Linked DNA regions of Mus musculus: region 1 is linked to region 2. The links are chromatin loops, found by intact Hi-C in ENCODE. Cell type or tissue: left cerebral cortex. All regions are shown on one strand. Each heading gives the region's core, and the rest is flanking DNA. Links, peaks and the distances in the headings are about the cores only. Region 1 overlaps Elovl6 (ELOVL family member 6, elongation of long chain fatty acids (yeast)). Region 2 overlaps Enpep (glutamyl aminopeptidase).

What was found. Peaks named below come from ENCODE experiments on the same cell type or tissue, not always from the same donor. Only the 100,000 strongest peaks of a DNase experiment are listed, where the experiment ranks them.
Region 1: a loop joins it to region 2, with 4 times the contacts of the local background. A loop is called at or near these places in 9 of 42 quality-filtered maps.

What each region holds. Positions count from the first base shown.
Region 1 is chr3:129,620,577-129,630,606 of GRCm38, forward strand. It overlaps Elovl6 (ELOVL family member 6, elongation of long chain fatty acids (yeast)), which reads left to right. Exons shown (of 5, transcript NM_130450.2): 4 at 7,707-7,858. Among named protein-coding and RNA genes, the nearest start is that of Gm35986, 93 kb to the left of the region's middle. In left cerebral cortex, for the core only: a CTCF peak has its summit at 1,758 (motif pointing left); DNase peaks (open chromatin) are centred at 847, 1,746 and 4,026.
Region 2 is chr3:129,303,116-129,313,145 of GRCm38, forward strand. It overlaps Enpep (glutamyl aminopeptidase), which reads right to left. Exons shown (of 20, transcript NM_007934.3): 4 at 9,446-9,566; 5 at 6,654-6,808; 6 at 5,907-6,020; 7 at 2,292-2,426; 8 at 600-665. Among named protein-coding and RNA genes, the nearest start is that of Enpep, 25 kb to the right of the region's middle. In left cerebral cortex, for the core only: CTCF peaks have their summits at 5,160 (motif pointing right) and 5,981; DNase peaks (open chromatin) are centred at 5,189, 5,957 and 6,651.

The DNA of each region.
Region 1 (10,030 bases), core at 687-8,686, 320 kb after region 2:
CACCATCTTGTGGCTCACATGTGAGACATCCTGAGATGTCTACAGAGTCAAGTTTGAGCCCACCACAACTGAGGCTGGCACGGCTAGGACTCAAACTCAGGTGAGTTTGACACTTTCCCTATTGGTCCTGAAGGAACTGAAGCCATCGGTCGTATTACACAGAGAGACGTCCATGTGACTCGTAGGGAAATGTGATAGAAGTTTCAGTAATGTAAGATCCTGGTGCATTTGAAGACAAAAAATCCTAAACTGAGGTCTCAGATCCTATAGCCGTACATCTATGCCTGTGGCAGCTGCTGATGGACAGCCAGAATGGTACCCGTTGCCCTCAGACTTATCTTACTTTCTCCTTGCCTCCTGACTCTGCACTCTGCAAGGCTGGGTTTTTATCAAGTTAGTCATTCAAAGTTGGCCCCAGAGTGTTAGTATTTTGCCAGGTTCTTGAAACAAGTGGGTCATTTCCAAGTTGTACACTCTAGATGTAAGGACCTGCTCAGCTATATTTAACATGTCGGGTCACTGGGAGACAAGGAGTTATAGTATTTAAACAACACTCAGACCCTTACCTTTCTCTTTTATTTGGGGGAGAAAAAAAAAGCTGCTTGTATTTACCAGTCAAGGGAATTAAATTGACATATCAGAAGTTGAATCAAAGCCAGCCCATCCTATCAAACAAAATTCAAAACAACTGTCTAAAGCAGGAGTTCTCTGGCTTATCAAGGGAGTGGCGAATGGAGACAGCAGCTGTACAAGGCACACCCACCATGGTACTTGTTTTCTGTGGCACATTAGGAGCTATTTGCAAAGCTTCTATGTACTCTTGAGTCTTTTCCCACCAACTGTGTTCTGCCAGAAGCCTTCAGGACCAATGGAATCCATATGGCAGCTTGTAGCATTTGCTTAGCCTAGAAGTGCTTTAAGTGGGTATGTGCTAACTTATCAGTCACTTTTAGATGTCACTACAAATGAAAATGAACCGGAAGTGGTTTCCTCGTGAACTGGGCTGACCTTTTCCACCCCACACTTTTCCTATCACCTGTCTTCAATTCCACTTACTCATTCCCGTCCTGTTGCGAGACTGTTGTTCTTCAAAAAGGAAGCAATGTTTGTGTGACATTACAACTCCAAAGGAATCTTTTTTTTTTCTCAATTATGAACTAAAGATGAATCCCAAGGACTAAATATGAAGGAAACATTATAAAATTAGAAATCAGAGTTTCATCCTACAGAGAAATCTCTCACTTTTTATGTTGCTGAAAGATAAAACTGGTCTAAAAAGATGAAAGAAAGCAATGAGAGTTTAAAATTAATTTTCCAGTACCTTCCGGGGGCGGGGGCAGAGGGTCTTGTTGAACTCTTGAGTTCTGATTATATGGGCCATGTCAGTTATGATTCATCTCATGTACAGTTTAATGGGCCTTTTGAGCCACCGTATTTGGGAGATTTTCCAAGTTTCTAATTGAAGTATCTGGTTTAATATTCCAAGGAGAAATAAATGAATCAAAAGGCTGAGAGATGCCTCAGTGATTAAGAGCACTGTCTTTCTTTTTCCTGAGGACCCAGATTAAATTTCCAGTCTTGGCGGGGAGGGGCGTTGAGACAGGGTTTCTCTGTGTATCCTTGGCTATCCTGGAACTCACTCTATAGACCAGGCTGGCCTTGAACTCAGAAATTCGCCTGCCTCTCCCAATTGCTGGGATTAAAGGCGTGTGCCACCAGGACTTCAGTCCCAGAGGGATCCAACGCCCTCTTCTGGCCTCCAAGAGCACTGCAGGCCAGTGGTTCACAAACATACATCAAGCTAAGCATCTATACACACGAACTAGTAAGAAAAGTTTAAATAGACAATCGTCCCCTAAAGTTTGACATTCTCTACCGAGAACAAAGTCTTCTGGAGTGGAAGGGCTCGGCCCTTGAGCTATGTGTCTCTGGTAGAGATGACAGGGGTGTGGAGGTGACCTTATTCCATCTGACATCTACAGTCTGAATCCTCTCCTCGGGTCAATATGCATGACAGCAGTTGCTGGGTGGCGGTTGTTGGGTTTTTTGGTTTTTTTTTGTTGTTGTTGTTGTTGGTTTTTTTTTGTTGTTTTTTGGTTTTGTTTTATCCTGTCCTGGGATTGTTGGGTGTTTGTCCTGCTATGGATATTGTCTGAGTCTAAGAACAATGTCAGCTCAGATTATGTTATCAGAAATATTAATAGCCCCTCCTGTGTTCATAAAGAGGGGTCAGCCATTGCCAAGTTTTAACAACTGACAAAATGTCATACACTTATTATGAAAGAAATTGTAACTTTGTTGCAATTACTTTTGAATGGAGATAGATTGCACAATTACTTTTTGATGCAATTACTTTTGAATATACACACACACATCTCCCAAGGTCTGCACCAAAAGTACAATTACTTCCAGGATTAGATAAGGAAATTGTCTTAGGGCGCGCACACACATGTGCATGCACGAGTGCGTGTGTTCGTGTGTGTGTGTGTGTGTGTGTGTGTGTGTGTGTGTGTGTGTGTTTCACATGTCTGTACCATCTATAGGATGTTAAGGAGGTTTTGCCCTCCACATGAGTTCTTCAGTATCTGGCCCTTACTGTTAAATACTTGGTGGTTCAGTAAATGAATCAGGATTTTCTCCGACAATCCCAGGGCTTCGTCACGAGCACCTCTGTTGTTGTTTATGTTTATCAGTGATGAGCAGTCACCCACTTAAGGCGTTATTGAAAATGTCAGTCTAATACACATTTATTTAAAAACAAAGAAAAAAGCAATATTGACTGTATAGGCCTGGAGTACAAAGAACATGGTTCTTTTGACAGCCTTCCCAATTTAGTGTCTACTAGCTATTCCTGGTATCTCCTGTGGAAATTCAAAACACACTTCCTTACCCTGAATCGAGAGGCCAGTGGTAGCACCTTAGCTAAACAGGGCAGTCGGCCGGCCGGCCTCCTCACTGCATTTATGCCTCAGGTGGCTGACCACACACTCTCTCTCTCTCCTGTCACTGAAAAGCAAAACTAAACTCTGCAAGAAAAAGCGTATGCCTTCAGAACCAGTAGATAGCCAAGTACAGGATGAGTGCATTTTACAGCAGGAAAGACCTTACTGTGGTGGTTATCCAGCCCCATGACCCACTGCCGCCCAGGCTCTCAGCTCACCTGCCCCTCAGGACGACCTTTGTCAGCTGACTAAAGCAACCATGCACAAGAATGAGCTGCTTGTCCCTGCCAGCAACCTCTCTTCCAAGATGTTCTCTGGGAAACGCTCATATCTGGGCTGCAGAAATAGCTCAGCGGATAAGAGCACTGATTGCTCTTCCAGAGGTCCTGAGTTCAAATCCCAGCAACCACATGGTGGCTCACAGCCATCTGTAATGAGATCGGATACCCTCTTCTGGGGTGTCTGGAGACAGCTACAGTGTACTGACATATAGTAAATAATAAATCTTTAAAAAAAGAAAGAAAGAATGCTCATATATGTCCAGTTATGAACTTGCTAGCTGACATAGGTTGTGGGGTTTGCAATCTGATTGAGAAAGCAGGGAGTCTGGGCCAATCCCGGTTGTCCTCCTCCCAGTCACCCCACTCACGACCCCTGTCCTCTGCCCCCATCTCCATCCCTGCTTATCCCATGGGTCAGAGGCTGCTCAGCAACATGCTCTCAACAGCAAGGCCTTCAGGCCAGCAGAACCTCTCCAGGAAGAGGGCAAAGAGAATGACCTGAACTTCAGTTGTGGGCATGAATAGAGTGTTTCCTTACAAAAAGGACCAGTGATGTGCCCAGGGAGGGACAGGCCTGCCAAGCCTACCAGAGAAGCGTGGTCACGGAGCCAAAACCGCACTTTTTTTTTTTTTTGAAGCTGTGTCTATCACACAGCCTCTGGAAGGAACGAACGCAACTTACAGAGGAAAGGGCTCTCCTTCAAGTCTAGTTTAGTAATGCGTCATGGCATGGTGCTGTTAGAAGGAAGAGCCACCTGATCTGACGTACACATGGCTGAGATGTGGCAGAGGCAGAGCTAGCGGCTCCCCAACAGCGGCATTGTCACAGCTCAACAATACGCCTTTGCCCATGAACACAGGGGCCCAATGGCTGGCACTGACATAGTCCCTCAAAAGTGCCACTGTCCTCAGTTCTCAGGCAGCCTTATTGTTCAGAGCTCAGGGAATGAGGCTTCTGTCCAAATATGAGACAATAATTTGTGCTGTATACTTGATAGCAGTATTGTGGGTCACCGTGATGTAAAAGATTGTCTAAAGTAGTCCACCCCTCCCCAGTTCCAACTTTCAACCCTGTGAATAACTACTTAACACCCCCCCCCCAGCTGAAATGCCAGCAAAATGTCTGCTGCATTTCCAGACAATACACCCTAAGAACAGAGAAACCATTTCCAATCCAAAGCAGCTCTCCCGCTCCATTGGCTTCCCTACACAGGAAGTCTCCCAGAGCCATTAAATCCATTGTGCTAAACAGTTAACAACTGAGGGGGTACATTTAACTATTAACAATTAAAAATTAGCCGGGCAGTGGTTGCGCATGCCTGTAATCCCAGCCCTTGGGAGGCAGAGGTAGGCGGATTTCTAAGTTCGAGGCCAGCCTGGTCTACAGAGTGAGTTCCAGGACAGCCAGGGCTACCCAGAGAAACCCTGTCTCAAAAAAACAAACAAACAAACAAAAACAATTAAAAGTTAGTAATAAATTACAGTGATGTCCAAAGTTTGGAAGATTGTCTTGAACCTGCTCTGCCTACTTGCAGTCAATCTGGTAGTGATAGAATAGAGAGACATCTCTGGGCCACATGGGTTTTGGGTATGTCTGATGGGCTGGGTATGATGGAGAAGGCTATAGTTACAAAATAGACTTATACAGAAAAGTCCCAGGTGTAGCCAATGTGTCTTGTACTACACAGGGTCCCTTGCTTCAGACTTAGCAGAAGTCATTGGGAGCTCCTCTACTGGTGTATGGTGCAAGATAAGCCTCATGTATCTAGTATGTACTGTCCCGGCAGTACCAGTGACTGGCTGCACTTTTGAACCACAAAGGTCATTTCCTCACTGAGTGTTAAAGAAACAAGTCAATTGAAAGTCACATCCATGTGCCAGGTTTACCTAGGGCTTTGGGCTGCAAGTGATGGAAAGAAGGTTTACAAATTGATTTCTGCAATACAAGAAGTCTTGAGCCAAGGGGAACTGGAACGTAGTCTCGCTCGCCACCTCAGCCACATCCAGACCAACTATTTTGCTCTCCTGGCTTGACTTGGTCCTCGGAGCTGCCAAAGGCCTGCTGAATTGTCGGACAGTGTGTATTAGAGAGCGGAGAAACCTTTCCCAACCCATCACATTGGCTAGAACGGACCACATGGACTTTCCTAAGAGAAGTCTCTCCTGAGTCGGGGTCCTAGAACTGGTTTATACGCTTGATTGCTCCTATACTATACAGAAAGGGTTTGATTTTCTTAGAAGAGTAAGACCCTGGGTCACCCTGAACAAAGGATGAGGAGTGGGGGAGGGGAGTTCTTGATTCTTCCTCAGCCACTGGATGACATATCTGTGGTTTTTTTCCAAAGCAGCAGACTAAGATCTAAAACCTTAATTTGGAAAAGTTGGAAACTTTCATGTTAAAGTTGGTGGACCATCATCCCAGGAAGCAAGGGGAGAGGGACTCAAGTTAAGAGTGAACATTTCCATTATCCAACTTGTCCAATGAAATCGAGATCACTGCCTCTACTTTCGGGCTGTAGAGGCATCCTCACCAGGAGTTAAACCTGTTCGAGATTTGAAAGGGACAAAGAGCCAGCCTTGGGGTGAATAAGCTTCCAGAGGGAAGAGTACTCAAAAGCCCTGAGGCAGAGAATGTGATGTGCCCAGCAGTGCTGGCACACTGAGCAGAACATCAGGAGGTGAAGGTGATCGAGCAGTAAAGAAGCCACTCAGAGTTGTGCGATCCCTGGTCAGGAATGTGGGGGTAGGGGCGTTGTCTAGATGCAGAGAGCCACTGAAGGATAAATTTCATCACTAACCAAAAAGTGACAGTGCCTATTGAAATGAGGGACACTATCCTTAGAGATGCTGCTTCCCGTCCCGATTTAGACATTAATCAGGAAGTCATCTTTAATTCCTTAAGTCTCAGCAAAGTCAACTTTTAAGTTCTCTGTATGTAGTGGACAAAGTTCCTGGTCGGATTAGCTGAGTGACTTGTAACTCTTACGCAGGAAAAGTGTTTTCTCTAACTCCTCTTGGAAAATTCCATTACCCAACCTGGTGAGGGTGCCACTTCATCCCATAGTGGGTCGTATATGTAGCTCCCACTGACTGTAGGAAGGCTGTGGTATCTTATGGAGAAGAGAAGGGAAGGCCAGGACATCTCTCCGTGGAGCCAGCCATCTCTCTCTGCATAGAGACTGTAGATGCCATCCTGGGTCACACACATTAAAGTTTCGCTCACAGTGACATCCCCTTGCTCCAAATGCCAAGTGCTTTCATGCTTCACATTATTACATCAATGTGTTCCAGAATGCTCCTGTTTCCTTATCAGGTCCTGGCTAAAAAGGGGTTTTGTTTGTTTTGTGTTTATAGTGTCGATAAGCTTTCCTCTCTTTGACGTTTTTATGGAACATCTGTGACTAAGTGGAGGCAAACCTGTCAAGCCAAGAACAGTGTTGGCAGTTTGTATACTCAGTTGGGTGGATACTTAGCTCTTCTAGGGTGAATGGAACTCTTCTTAGGGCTGGTAGTAGAGAGAAGTCTAGAAGGTACTTTTGATGCAAACACAGATGAGCAACAGGACATGGCCAGGACCAGCAGCTTGGATCCTGCTGCAGGAGCCAAGGCATCTGCTCCAGATGTGGAGGGAGAGTTCGCTTAAAGACACTAACAGACTTTCAGGGATGAGAGCCAACGGGACTTGGAAAGGGACTGGATGCAGACAGAGCAGAGGTAATGCCAAGGACGTAGAGCTATTCTGTCTCCTGTCAGTGAAATTGGTCCCAAGAGGAAATAGTTCCATCTGAAAGCCCGGTGAGGACTGAGTCTTCTTTCCATGACCTCATTGTGGAGCACAGAGAAAGAGCAAACAGTCATCAAAACCCAGTACCAAGAGTAGTGCTAGCTCCTTTACAGGGCGTTTGAAGCTTGCCCCAGGTAACTGGGTACTAGGATTCTTCTCTGCCTGCTATGACCAGTGGCAGACCTGCCTTCTAAGGATACTCGTATTAGTTATACAGCCCATCATTATTGGAGGGAAGTATGGCAGAAGGACCTTAGGTAGCTGGCAATGTTCCATCACTGTCAGGTGGGCCAGGCTATACAGCTTCAGGGCCACCTCCAGTGGCGTGCTTTGTCTCGTCAAAGGCTTTACCTTGTAAAGGTTCCAGACCCTTCCAGAACAGACCACCAGTTGGAGACCAGGTGTTGAAATGAATGAGCTTATGGGGGTTAATTTATACTCAGACCTTGGGCTGGACAGATGGCTCAGTGGGTAAGAGCACTGTCTGCTCTTCCAGAGTTCCTGAGTTCAATTCCCAGCAACCACATTGTGGCTCAAAACCATCTATAATGGGACCTGATGCCCTCTTCTGGTGTGTAGTTATACATACAGACAGAGAGCATCCATAGACATACTCAGACCCTAACAGCGGTTAATGGTGAAGGTGAACTTGAACTTGGTCTCCTGACTGTTGTCTCTTTTCTCTCTTCCTTTCGGAAGTATATTCGGTGCTCTTCGAACTGGTGCTTACATGCTGTACATTCTGATGACCAAAGGCCTGAAGCAGTCAGTTTGTGACCAGAGTTTTTACAATGGACCTGTCAGCAAATTCTGGGCTTATGCATTTGTGCTCAGCAAAGCACCCGAACTAGGTGAGTGTCTGTTTCCCCTCCCACCCCACCCCACCCCACCCCCACTGCAGCTTCACATACCCAGGACTTACTAAGCATGAACCAAGAAACACAATGCGGAGCTCTGTCTTCTGCTGGCTGCTGAGAAGCTAGAATGCCTGAACTCTAAACATTTGACTGACTCTCTCCCACCCCTTTGCTCCTTGTTGATGTCGCTGTCCATTATGTATATTGATGTCTCCATCAATTCAGTCACGCAAGACCTGTGTTCATATTCTGATCCTCATAGGAAAGGGTTTTAGGTAGAGCTTTTGGCTACTCTTCCTTAGTCCTAGGAAGACAGCCATCAATCCAAGAGTTTTTGAATGCCAACTTCCTAACAATACTAAAAATAGGCCACTCTCAGGGATTTATAAAATAACACACGGTCCCTTCTCTAAGGCCCATTAACAGCTGAGCTAATATTAAAATGGGAGAAAAAGAAGAACAGCGCTACAGTTTCCAAGTCATGGAGATAAGCAAACGTCTCTCTGCGGTCAAGATTCAGACTCGGAAATCAAGCTTTGCTTTGGGGGCTTCTGTTCTCATTAACTGAGCTAACTATTGGCTTCTGCTGCTTCATTTTATCATCCCTGAGTCTGGCCCTGGGGAAAGGGAATGTAGGGCACCTGCTAGACATGGGTGGAAATTCTCCCTCTGCTTATAGATTCTCTTCGCCCTTCGGTGGTCTTGAAAGTAAGGGTGGCATAGGCTTGCCGAAACACGTTAAGTTATGTCATGGACCTGTTATGAGTACGGTTTTCTGGAAATGTGTCCTTATTGCTAGAGTAAGGAATCCACTTGTGAGGGTGAGCTGAGTGAATCCGTGACTAGCGGCCACCAGCTCACAAACTGGAGTATATTCTTCTTGAGGAAGACAGGTCACCCTTCCATCTGGGATTCCTAATATTTTTAGTCCAAGATCAATAATTATGTGGCTTTAGTGGAACTGAGTTGAATTGTGAAATCAGAAGGTACAAATGTTCTTTTTTTTTTTTTTTGTCTTCTTTAAACAGAGGCGAGAGTGTGTAGATTTATGGGAGACTTCTCCGGTCTGTTCTGACACTAGTGTTTTGTAAGCTCATCAGAGTTCGTGGTCACACATCTGTGTAGATACTGTTCTCTCGAGTGTGTTGGGGGAGCAGCTGAGCCACGTGTCACAACATGGTGTAAATCTACTGCCTTTGAGTAGCTGACAGTTGGATTGATGGCTGTCTTCCTAAGACAAAGACTAAGGAAGAGTAGCCAAAAGCTCTACCTAAAAACCTTTCCTATGAGGATCAGAATATGAACACAGGTCTTGCGTGACCTAGACTGAATACATTAACAATGATGTGTGTGTGTGTGCACATGGTAGGCATACACACAGGTAGCACCATGAACACAAATTGAAAATAAGATGCACTGATAGAGATTCTCTCAGTCAGTGAATTTATATAAGCACCTACCATTCAGATATAAATCTACTTTACCCAGAATTTTATAATATGGTAACTACAGATCAAGCCCCAGGAAATTTTGTGTGACTGTGGGTGTGTGTTTGAACACATTGGTGTGTAGGATGCAGGTATATACATGCCATAATGTCCATTAAGAGGATGGAGGGCAGACGGCCTTGTAAGCTGAGTCCTTAGCTTTCACCATTTGAATTAAGGTCTGGGGGAGGGTTGGCACATGCCTTTAAATCCCAGCATTTGACGCAGGGGTGGGCGGATCTCTGAGTTCAAGACCAGCCTGATCCTTAGAGGAAGTTGTAGGACAGCCCGGGTTAGTGTTTTTTCGAGAGTGCACACCATGCTAGTTGACCCCAGCCCTGTCTCTACCTCTTCCCTTAGACACTTGCTCTACACATCCAGCTTTTTTTATGAGTTCTGAGAATTCCAGCTTAGGTCCTCATGTTTCTTGTTGAGGTTCACCTTGACTAACATATAGAAACTCTAACTATATATAGATACCACACTAACAGTTCGCCACTAAGGCCAGTATGGTGACATCTGTCATCCAGTTCCAGATCCTTCATGTAACGGCATGGAAGTTAAAATCCTTCATGGAAGTATTTTAATATCTGACTACACTTTCTTAATTTAACAATATGGAACAATGGTCTCCAAATACTGTACAACTTGTGTCACACTGGCCTTGTCTCTGGGGTCA
Region 2 (10,030 bases), core at 1,425-9,424:
CTCATGGTAAGACCCACGCTCTTACAAAAGATACAGAAATATTTGTCCTCTGTGCCTCATGAGGACATAGTGAGGCTGTCCACAGGACAAAAGGACCCTCACCAGCAACTGAAAGGCAGCGCCTTGACCCTGGATTTTACCAGTGTTGTGGGAAAATAAGTTTCTTTTGTTTAAGCTACCTGGTCTAGGCTATCTTTTAATTGCAGGTCCAGCCATGTAAAGAGTATCCATACATGTAAAGAGTATCCACACACGTAAAGAGTATCCACACATATAAAGAGTATCCACACATGTAAAGAGTATCCACACATGTAAAGAATATCCACACATGTAAAGAGTATCCAGCATCTGTAAGAGATCCACTTGAATTTCCCCATGACATTTCTGGTAAATGATCATTACAGATGAAATGTAGAGCCTTAACTTGACGTAAAGTCATCCTTTATCTTTTATCATACCTTTATCTCTTGCTTATCTGTCCATGTTCAGTGAAAGTAAAAACAAACAAACAAACAATTGTTCTTAATCAGCCAGCCACAATTGTCAGCCGAATTATCAGTAGAGTGTACTTTTGCCACCGTCAAAAAAATCAATCATACCTGACAGCCTTTTTGGAATTTCTCTGGTGTTATCCAGTCTTGGAGCATTCTCAGAATAGAAGCTCCCTAGGATGGAAGAAGAGAGCAATTAAATTAATGAAACTGCAAGGAACAGTATCACTGAGCATTACTGCAACATTTCATGATTGTGTTCCAGCGTTTCTGAAGATCATTCTGATGAATTACAGAGTTTATTGTGCCGTGATAACACACAGACAGACAGACAGACAGACAGACAGACACACACACACACACACACACACACACACACACACACACACACACACACACACACAGCACCCTTTCCATGTATGTGTGTTTCTAAATATCTAAGTGTTGAAGAAAAATTGCTCAAATTGCCATCCTGTCAGTGACTAAATGGTGTCTAAATGGTTGCTGCACTTCCCCTAGTCAGACGGCAGGTGGCAATCTGTTAATGAAAGAAGAGAAAAATGGTCCTCACCGCACATTCTTGGCTGAAGCGCTAATTTCAAGGTGAAATTCTGGCAAACTATTAAGTATACCTCCACATAAGAAATGATAAGTATTTTTAACAGAAGGAAAAAGAAAATATCTACCAAAATATTTTAGTATGGATAGATATGTAATGTAGGCACAAAAATATTTTATATCAAAAGTTTTGTTTCATTTTGCTTTATATATCTCAAGAATTTGAGGCATGCACTGATTCCCAGCATCTTCCATGTGGGTTAATACTAAGACACACTACTTGTGAGATTTTTCTATCAGTTTTCAACTAATATACATGAAAATATTGCCTTCCCACTTAGTAGTTTTCATTACAATTTCCCAAGTATTTTACGTTGCATTTGGACACGGTAAGAATAAAGCTTAGAAACATATTTATTTCTGACACTATTTTAAGCCCCTGGCATACCCAGGACTTAGAGAATTGAGTCTGAGCCTTCCTTTGTGAGTTCCTCAGACGGATAATCAATCATTTAAAAGAAGGCAGAAAAGATGCCACGGGGGCCGGGGGGAGGTGAGAGGAGACACAGAAAATTATGGTATCAACTTCACGTGGTAACTGCTGTCACTTAGGCTGATTTTGATAAACATCATTTTAATAGTTATAAAAACAACCATGTCGGGGTTCATCCATCATAACAGTAGCTTTTCAGTAACTTAATACAATGGCTGAATTGTGAGTGACAAAGACAGGAAGCTACACAGATTTAAATTATGTTAGCACAAGTATGGAACACATGTGGGATGAGGTATGGTAGGAAATGTCGTGAGAGAGAGAATGTCACAGGAACTTGGGCTGCACATTCCTAGCAGTATCTCATCCAGTTTTAGTCTAAAAAATGCCTTGCCTACAAAATACAGGCATCTCTCTCTCTCTCTCTCTCTCTCTCTCTCTCTCTCCCTCTGTCCCTCCGTTCCTTCCCCCCCACCACCACACACACACACAATGGATGAAGATTTCACCCTCAACTAAGCTGCATTTGAATGCTTGTTCTAAACATCAAAGTGTTCTTCCATTAGAATGCCCATGTAGTTAGTTGGCTGTCCTCGTTGACCACACAGCAGAAAAGTAAGACATATTTTCTCTCCAAAAAAAAAAAAAAAATCAAGATAAGAACTGGTAGGATGCTTAGCGGGTAAAGGAGCTTGACTAAAAGTCGGTCAACCAAAGGATGTTCCAAACCAATGCTGTGTATCTCCTACCTTGCTGTATGATATCCCATCAAACACAGATGTTATTTCAGCTGGCGTGGACACGGTGACGACCACTGGATGTGAAGACATCAGGGAGTCGTCCTCTTGCACGGGGAACACATCTTCAAGCAGCACCTGACTGAGCTGACAGAAAGCAGAGAGAGTTAGCACTTCCCTCGGACGGCTTTCTATTTCATAACATGCTACGGATTCAAAGCGGTGGGGACAGAAGCGGCAATGGCTCAGATGGTGTAACAAGGTCTCTGGGTTTTCAAATGAATGCTGTACGATCAAGCCTGTGCCCTCGCTGATTCCTCTCCTCTTTCTGTAATTCTCACTGCTCCGCACTTTAAACTGCACCAAACCTGATGTCCCCTCTTGGGGGTCACCATGAACATTGACCGACGTAGAGACTCAATTGGCCAAAGATGTTGTTTCCGGTTACTTGTCCTTGGAATGTGAACAGTTTCTAATCAATCAAAGAAAGCCCTTGCTCATTCTTTAGTTCTAGGGATCAATTGTGATTTGGCCATAGGTTTTCTCAGTCGAGAGGCATGGCTATGATCCTCACAGTATGGTTGGGCTTCCTTGGCTGAGAGCACAGTCTTTCTCTCTTCTTGATTCATAACTTAAACTAGATCCCTGGTCACTAGCAGTGAGAGCCCCTCCTCTTTGGACTTGTGCACAGGACTCAAAACTCCAGTTCATGTGCAGCACTTGATACATAGTACTGGGTACGCAGGGGAACTCTGCAAATTGTCTGTCATTGTTACTTTGATTCATATGGATGAAGATTCTGCAAACTCACCCTGTTAAACTAGTACTAATTAAAAAAAAAAAACAAAAAAACAAAAAACATCAACACTTTAGTTCTTCTACTAGCTTAAAATATTTCCAAAAAGGGTGCTTGTCATGTTAACTTATATTTCCCAGTGTCATGGTTGCCCTTCATAATAGACAAGGTTCTGTGGTTGGATGATGCCCACAATCACAGTTTGACTTGAATTTTGTTTGTTGGGTGGGTTGGTTGGTTCGGTTTGCATGTCAAGAGGTTTAAGTGAGAAGAAAAACCCGTGTTTTTCTGAATGTACCCTGCCTCTCACATCATTGGGGAGTGTTATTATCTTCTTCAAGCAAAAAGTTGTCACTGATGAAGTAAGTCACAGAGGTATTCATGGGATTTTTCTTTCTAACTTATTTACCAGACTCCTTTCCACACAAGGCCGTAAACTGGGAACTCCGTGAGGACTAAATAAATGTTTTTATCAAATGACTTGATTGTCTGCTCTTAGGTAAATGCAAGATGAATAAATAGGAAGAAGGGAGGGGGGGCAAATTACAGCTATTTATGTGATTATATTCCACTGAGGGGTAAAAGAGTGAGTAATAAATTCTAGAATACACCAATCCCACCCCCACCCCTTCCCGGTCCTGAGAATTGAGCCTAGGACTTTGCCCATGCTAGCAAAATACTCTATCACTGAGATACATCCACAGCCTTGGTTTTCTAAGTCAGGGCTTCACTAAGAATCTCAGGCTAGCCTTGAACTCTTGATTCTGTTGCTTCAATCTCCCAAGTGCAGGGTTCACTGGCGTTTACAACCAAGCTGGGCTTAATGGTGTTTTGAAACATCAAAATTGGAGTTTAACTGACTATTCAAATGTTACAGTTTAATATCAGAATTTGATAAAGGGAGGTCACCAAAATACTTTAATAGAAAAAATAAAAGACAAAATTATTTACCCGTTGTGTAGTTTATTTTCAAAAAATTACGAATTCATCAATGTTTACTGTCATGATGATCGGCAACTGAAGATTTTTACTTGTTTATTTTTATCTCTATTCCTAGCCTTTGTCACCACTGGGACAGGGGAGCTAGCAGTAGAGAGTGTGACAGGAACTGGCTAGTGTGCACTGCATAGGGAGGCCCATGAAACAAAGCATTGCCCCAAATGTTAATAGTTCCCGGGTGGAAAAACCCTGATGTAAATTGTTTAAAGACTCAACTTTGCAGAGCAGTTCCCCTCACCTTTCAAAGAAGGTTAGGGGGGATGCAAGTATTTAATGTAAAAGATAGATTTCCCAAGGGACAGGCTGATGGCACACTCCTTTCATCTCGGCACTCTGGAGGCAGAGGTAGACAGATCTCTGTGGATTCAAGCGGGGAGGGGGAGTCCTGGGGGGGGGGTAGGATTTACAACAATTGCTTCTTAAAACTTTTTAACCTACATCAGCAGCTGGGACTACAGGGACAAGATCAAGTCAACCAAACTTCCCAGCTTGGACTGGGGAGAGCTTATGCTATGTACCCCTAGCTTAGGAGCTGCCCCACCCCCATTGATGGCAGCTATGCAGGGGAGGGTTCCATTTTTCTTCAGGAATGTGGCCCTGGAAAGTCTACCCCATGTTCCAGTAGCTGGTCCTACACCCGAGTGTATTTTCATTTGTTTGTTTGCTGTTTGTTTTGTAAGGACATAAAATTGAGAAGGAAAAGTTGGGACAGTGAGGAGATGGGGGGAAGAGGCAGGAGGCAGGGAAAAAAAAAAGTTTTAAAGTTGAAAAAGGAAAACTGTTATAGACTCTTGCGCCCCAGGGAAGTTAAACTTCTGTTGGATGGTGTGCTCCTGTATTTTTAAATTTGCCCTTTAGTAGCTTTTCAGCGACACTTAGGAAGCATTGGAGTTTAGAGGTCACTTAAAAATACTTTCAGAAGTCAGAGAAAGATAAAAATAACTCCAAGTTGAGCAGTCTTGTTATTTCTTTATCAAATTCACGTGGGAGACTAAGCCCTTTAAATACACTTTATTGTTCGCCTTTACAACAACTGGACGAGGCAGTTCTTTTTAAAGGGATGCAGACAAGGTAAGTTACTCAATGTCACAAACTAGTCCAGTAGAGGGCAGTATTCTACATACTTCATGGTAATCTACATCTACACAGAGATAGGTATACACATCTATGGAGTGAACACACATGCATATATTCAGCCAGAGACGAATACTTACACGATCTAAATACAAACAGAAAAGGCTTAATTTTCCTAAAGAAAATTCTGTAGCAATCCTGGAAAGTTTTATTCCAGGTCCCTTGAGAGCACACTGAGAACGTTCACTAAGCCTACAGTTTGACAACTTGAACGCTTACTTGATACTGAACAATGCTCTCATCGGACATGAAAGGGAGAGCTGACCCAGAGAAGAGCGTGCACCTCGCTTGTGGCCAGGCTTCCTGCTGTGCATCTGAGAGCTGATGCATTTAGGATGTGAGCTTGCACCTAACTGCTAAGTTTTCACCACATCACAGCCTTGCAGCAACCAGCTCAAGTCAAAGAGCTTATAAAATAAGACTTGGGAAGGGCTGACACCCTACTTCCTGGAAATGCAAGGTGGGCGTTTCTTACACTTTCTGCCCTGATCCCCCATCTAGACAGGTGTTTGTCTATGGCTCCCTACTGCCTCAATGACCAGGTAAAGGCTCTTGGCAAAGAGCAGCTCAGGGGAAGTTCCTGGCTCCTGGCTTCTGACTACCTTCACAACGGATATTTGACACTGATCCTAGACCTCTGTCAAAGGCTTCAGTTGGGTTTCCACGAAGAAACAGATTCAGATTGTGTTAGGACTCACCATCTGCCAGTCTTTTTCTGCGTGGTTTACTCCCAAGAACTCGAAGAACGAAGCAAATCCTTCATTTAGCCACAAGTCGTCCCACCAGTCCATGGTCACAGTATTTCCAAACCACTGAAATGAAAAGCAACGGGGAAATAGATGCTTACTCTCGCAGTAGGGAGGTGCTAGGAAATTTCATGGCGTGGATTTGTAACTGACACAGAAGCAATCAGTATTGTACCTAACATGTATTTCCCACTTCATCTTGATTTGAGGAATGTTAAATTCTCCAGTTTATTAATATAATTTAAGGAATATATAATGTTATAGGAAGGTCTCTTGTGTTTTTATTAAATGCAAAACAGTCTAAAACTGTGGTTCTCAGCCTTCCTAATGCTGCCACCCTTTAATGCAGTTTCACACGTTGTGGTGACCCCAACCATAAAATTATTTTTTGTTCCTACTTTGTAACTCTAATTTTGCTACTGCTATTAATCATAATAGACATATCTGTGCTTTCTGATGGTCTTAGGTAACCTCTGTGAAAGGGTCATTTGACACCCACCGGGTGACCATCCACAGGTTGAGAACCGCTGGAAAGTTTCTGTGCAGTAAAATATTAGTGAAGGCTTAGACTAGCTTTCACGTGGGATGTTCTGAGTGGGTCTGTTTCACTTCGTTAGTCATCCACACTTTGTATTACTGCTGTGGAAAGAGGCCAGTTTTAAAAAGCAAGTGGATTTGTTTCAGGGAGGCCCTCTCTACCTGGTGTACAAGTTCGTGGGCAACCACGCTGGCCACTCTCTGCTGGTTAGATGAGGCCGATAGTAGGGGGTCGTAAAGCAGGTTTGTTTCTCGGTAAGTGACAAGTCCCCAATTTTCCATGGCGCCGGTGCCAAAATCTGGAATAGCAATTTTATCTGTGGAAAAAGACAGTCTGGTGAGAAATGCATTCTTTCCACTTGTTCACAGCGTCTCTTACCAAATTAACTTCTTTGGTTGACTTTGTTTTTTAAGGCTAAAAATAATGTTTCAGAGTGAGAGGCAGAAATCGTTTGTGCACAAACTCAGTCCTAATGCTCTCAACATTCCCACGGAGAAGTTCCTGTAGCCTCCAGACTTCAGTGTGTCGTCCCTCCCTAGCCCTCCCTTTTCTCTGAAGGATTACATGACTGCTCTTTTATTCCAAGCCTCTCTGGTTTTATGTCTTTTCTTCTCTTTACAGTAATTCATTTTTATTACTTTCCCCCATCTTTTATTTATGACGTTGGTTATAAACAGCACCTATTTGGGGGATACAGTGTTAGGGAAAAAAAAAGAGTGAAGCCTTTAAATGAGAACTGAGAAGACAGAACATGTGAGTTCAGAGAGACAGCTTGCATGTCAAGGACACAGACTTAGAAACCCGAGTGATGTACAATTTAAGGACAGTCTGATTCTCGGCCAATCTAATGTCCCTTTCCTCTTTTCCTCCACCTTCCCTTTGCCATCTTCCTTTGTATTTTAAATAAGCTAGAAGGACATGGAATTGACCAATTTCTCTCTCTATTTTTTTATCCAGGTCACAGGAATTTCTGTCCTATTTTCTCTGGATTTTAGAAATAACACCCAACAAAGGGAAGCAACATTGAACACTTCCACATTAAATCTGCATACAGGAAAAACACCGATTATCAGGGAATACAGCTTCCCAAGCTAATGAACTGTAACCTGAATATAATTTTTATTACTACTATAATTTAAATGAGGCACAAAATTTTAAATAAGTGAAATTTCATTCTAACATGTAAGAAAGAGGCCTTTTTGATTAAAATTTCTTAAAGATTTGTATGAAAGAATAGTGTATATATATATATATATATATATATTCATTGAAAATCAAGGTAAGAGTCGTGATTTTCTTGTCATGTTCTCATTGTAGGGGTCGCTCTTACTGTGGCATAAGAATAGCCCTCAAGCTTGGGAAAGTATGACCCTATAGCCAACAGTTTTTACAATGTTGGAAAGTACAATTTGCACAAATCCTTGAGCAAATGCATGCAATCTCTTCTCTAGTGAACACGGACATTATAATTAATTAATGTCAATTCAATTACCTTTTGATATGAGTGAGGACATCACTTCCAAAGGCTCTAGTATACAGATAAATCTGAAAGTGTTAAAGACACCCAGGGAAGCACATGGGAGAGAAGAGAAGAGGGAGAGAGAGAGAGAGAGAGAGAGAGAGAGAGAGACTGGTGTGAATTCTGCATCTGGGGTCACCGTGATCACAAGGAGTGAGACAAAGACAATGAACTCTGCATTCCAGTTCCTGTAACATTCGGAATTTTCCTCTGAGTCTGGTAGAAAGCTACTTGTCTTTCTGTTTCCTCTCATAATTTATATGTGGTATAAAGGACCATTGAAGTGAAAATGAGATGTGGGGGTGTACACACACAGAGCCACCGTGCCTTTTGCCTTCTACGGAATTTATTAAGGTGGTAGATACTAGATAGGGAAGTAGATTCTTGGTTTTCTCTCTCTCTCTCTCTCTCTCTCTCTCTCTCTCTCTCTCTGTGTGTGTGTGTCTGTCTGTCTGTCTGTCTGCCTCTCTCTGTGTGTCTGTCTGTCTGCCTCTCTCTCTCTGTCTCTCTCTCTCTGTCTGTCTGTCTGCCTCTCTCTCTGTCTCTCTGTCTCTGTCTCTGTCTCTGTCTCTGTCTCTGTCTCTCTCTCTCTCTCTCTCTTTCTCCAAGACAAGGATTCTCTGTGTAGCCCTGACTAACCTGAAACTCATCCATAGACTAGGCTGGCCTTGAACTCAGATCCACCTGCCTCTGCCTCCCAAATTCTGGGATTAAAGCTATGCACCACCACAGCCCAGGCAGTTGGTTGGTTTTCTTAAGACCTTCCCTTCAAGTGTCTCCAAGGGTCTTACAGTTACATCTCTGTTCAAACTGGTCACTCAAGCTTGTCTGTGCTGTTGATGGAGACAGCATGTCCATACATTTGGAATATGGCTTTCCTTGCATATTACCAAAAAATAAAAATAAGATGTGTTTCTCTCCACACTGAAGAAAAGGAAACTCTAGAAGGAGCTCCAGTATTTCATTCCCGGGGCTGGAAAGTCTTGCACAACAAGGGTCGGGTGGGAAGCACACGAGCCTCTTACGACATCGCTGACCCTTACTGTTTTCCAACTCCCTTAGGAGGGCCAGGCATGCAAACCATTGGCGGAGTCCTGATTTTTAAATCTAATGATGTAGGTGGCTGTTTTGGCCCCACCGTGAGCAAGCTCCGCAGGAGCTGCTTTCTGAATCAAAGATTAGCTCTTCCTCATATAAGAGGAGAGAGTGGCTATTATTTTTGAAAGACTCCAGCGTGGATCTTTGAGCTTGTAGTTCCCGTCAGACACGAAGTGCATGCACATACTAAAAAGACTCAGAGATGATCAGTAATTCATGGTGATAGAATTAGACACACTAGGTTAACTTAGGCTTTAAAAAAAAAAGATAAAACAAAACAAACAAACAAAAAACCCAAAGGCAACTTGAAATGAGGAATTAAAAGTGTTTTCTCACCCAGTTTAGGAAGCGCATACTCCATAGCGAAGTAGTCTTCGAAGTAATCAAATACAGCTTGGGTTATGTTTGCCGCATACTCTGCTGTCTCCTTCTGATTGGGCTGGACATAGACCTTGAGCTAGTAAGGAAACACAGACATTCAGGAAGATAAGGCTTCATCTGATGACACACACACCCACAAACCGTGAGGCATGGTATAACTGACCGCCAGAGGCCCTTGCAGCCAGCTTCGCGTCTGAAGCCCCAGCCTGCTCTGTGTAGCCTTGCACAAATCACTTCTCAGCTCTAAGACTTGGGTAAAAAGGGTCATTAGGATGTAACTGTGTGACATTAGTGAGTAGAAACAGCTTAAGGCGCAGTGATTGGCATGCAAACCATTGGATAAGTTTGCTACCAAAGCCTGATAGCGTGTCAGACATTAAAATATATCATCGCCTTTTAAAAATCTGTATTGTCTGGGGCTGGAGAGATGGCTCAGCAGTTAAGACCACTGACTGCTCTTCCAGGGGACCTGGGTTAAATTCCCAGCACCCACATGGCAGCTCACAACTGTCTGTGACTCTAGTCCCAAGAGATCTGACA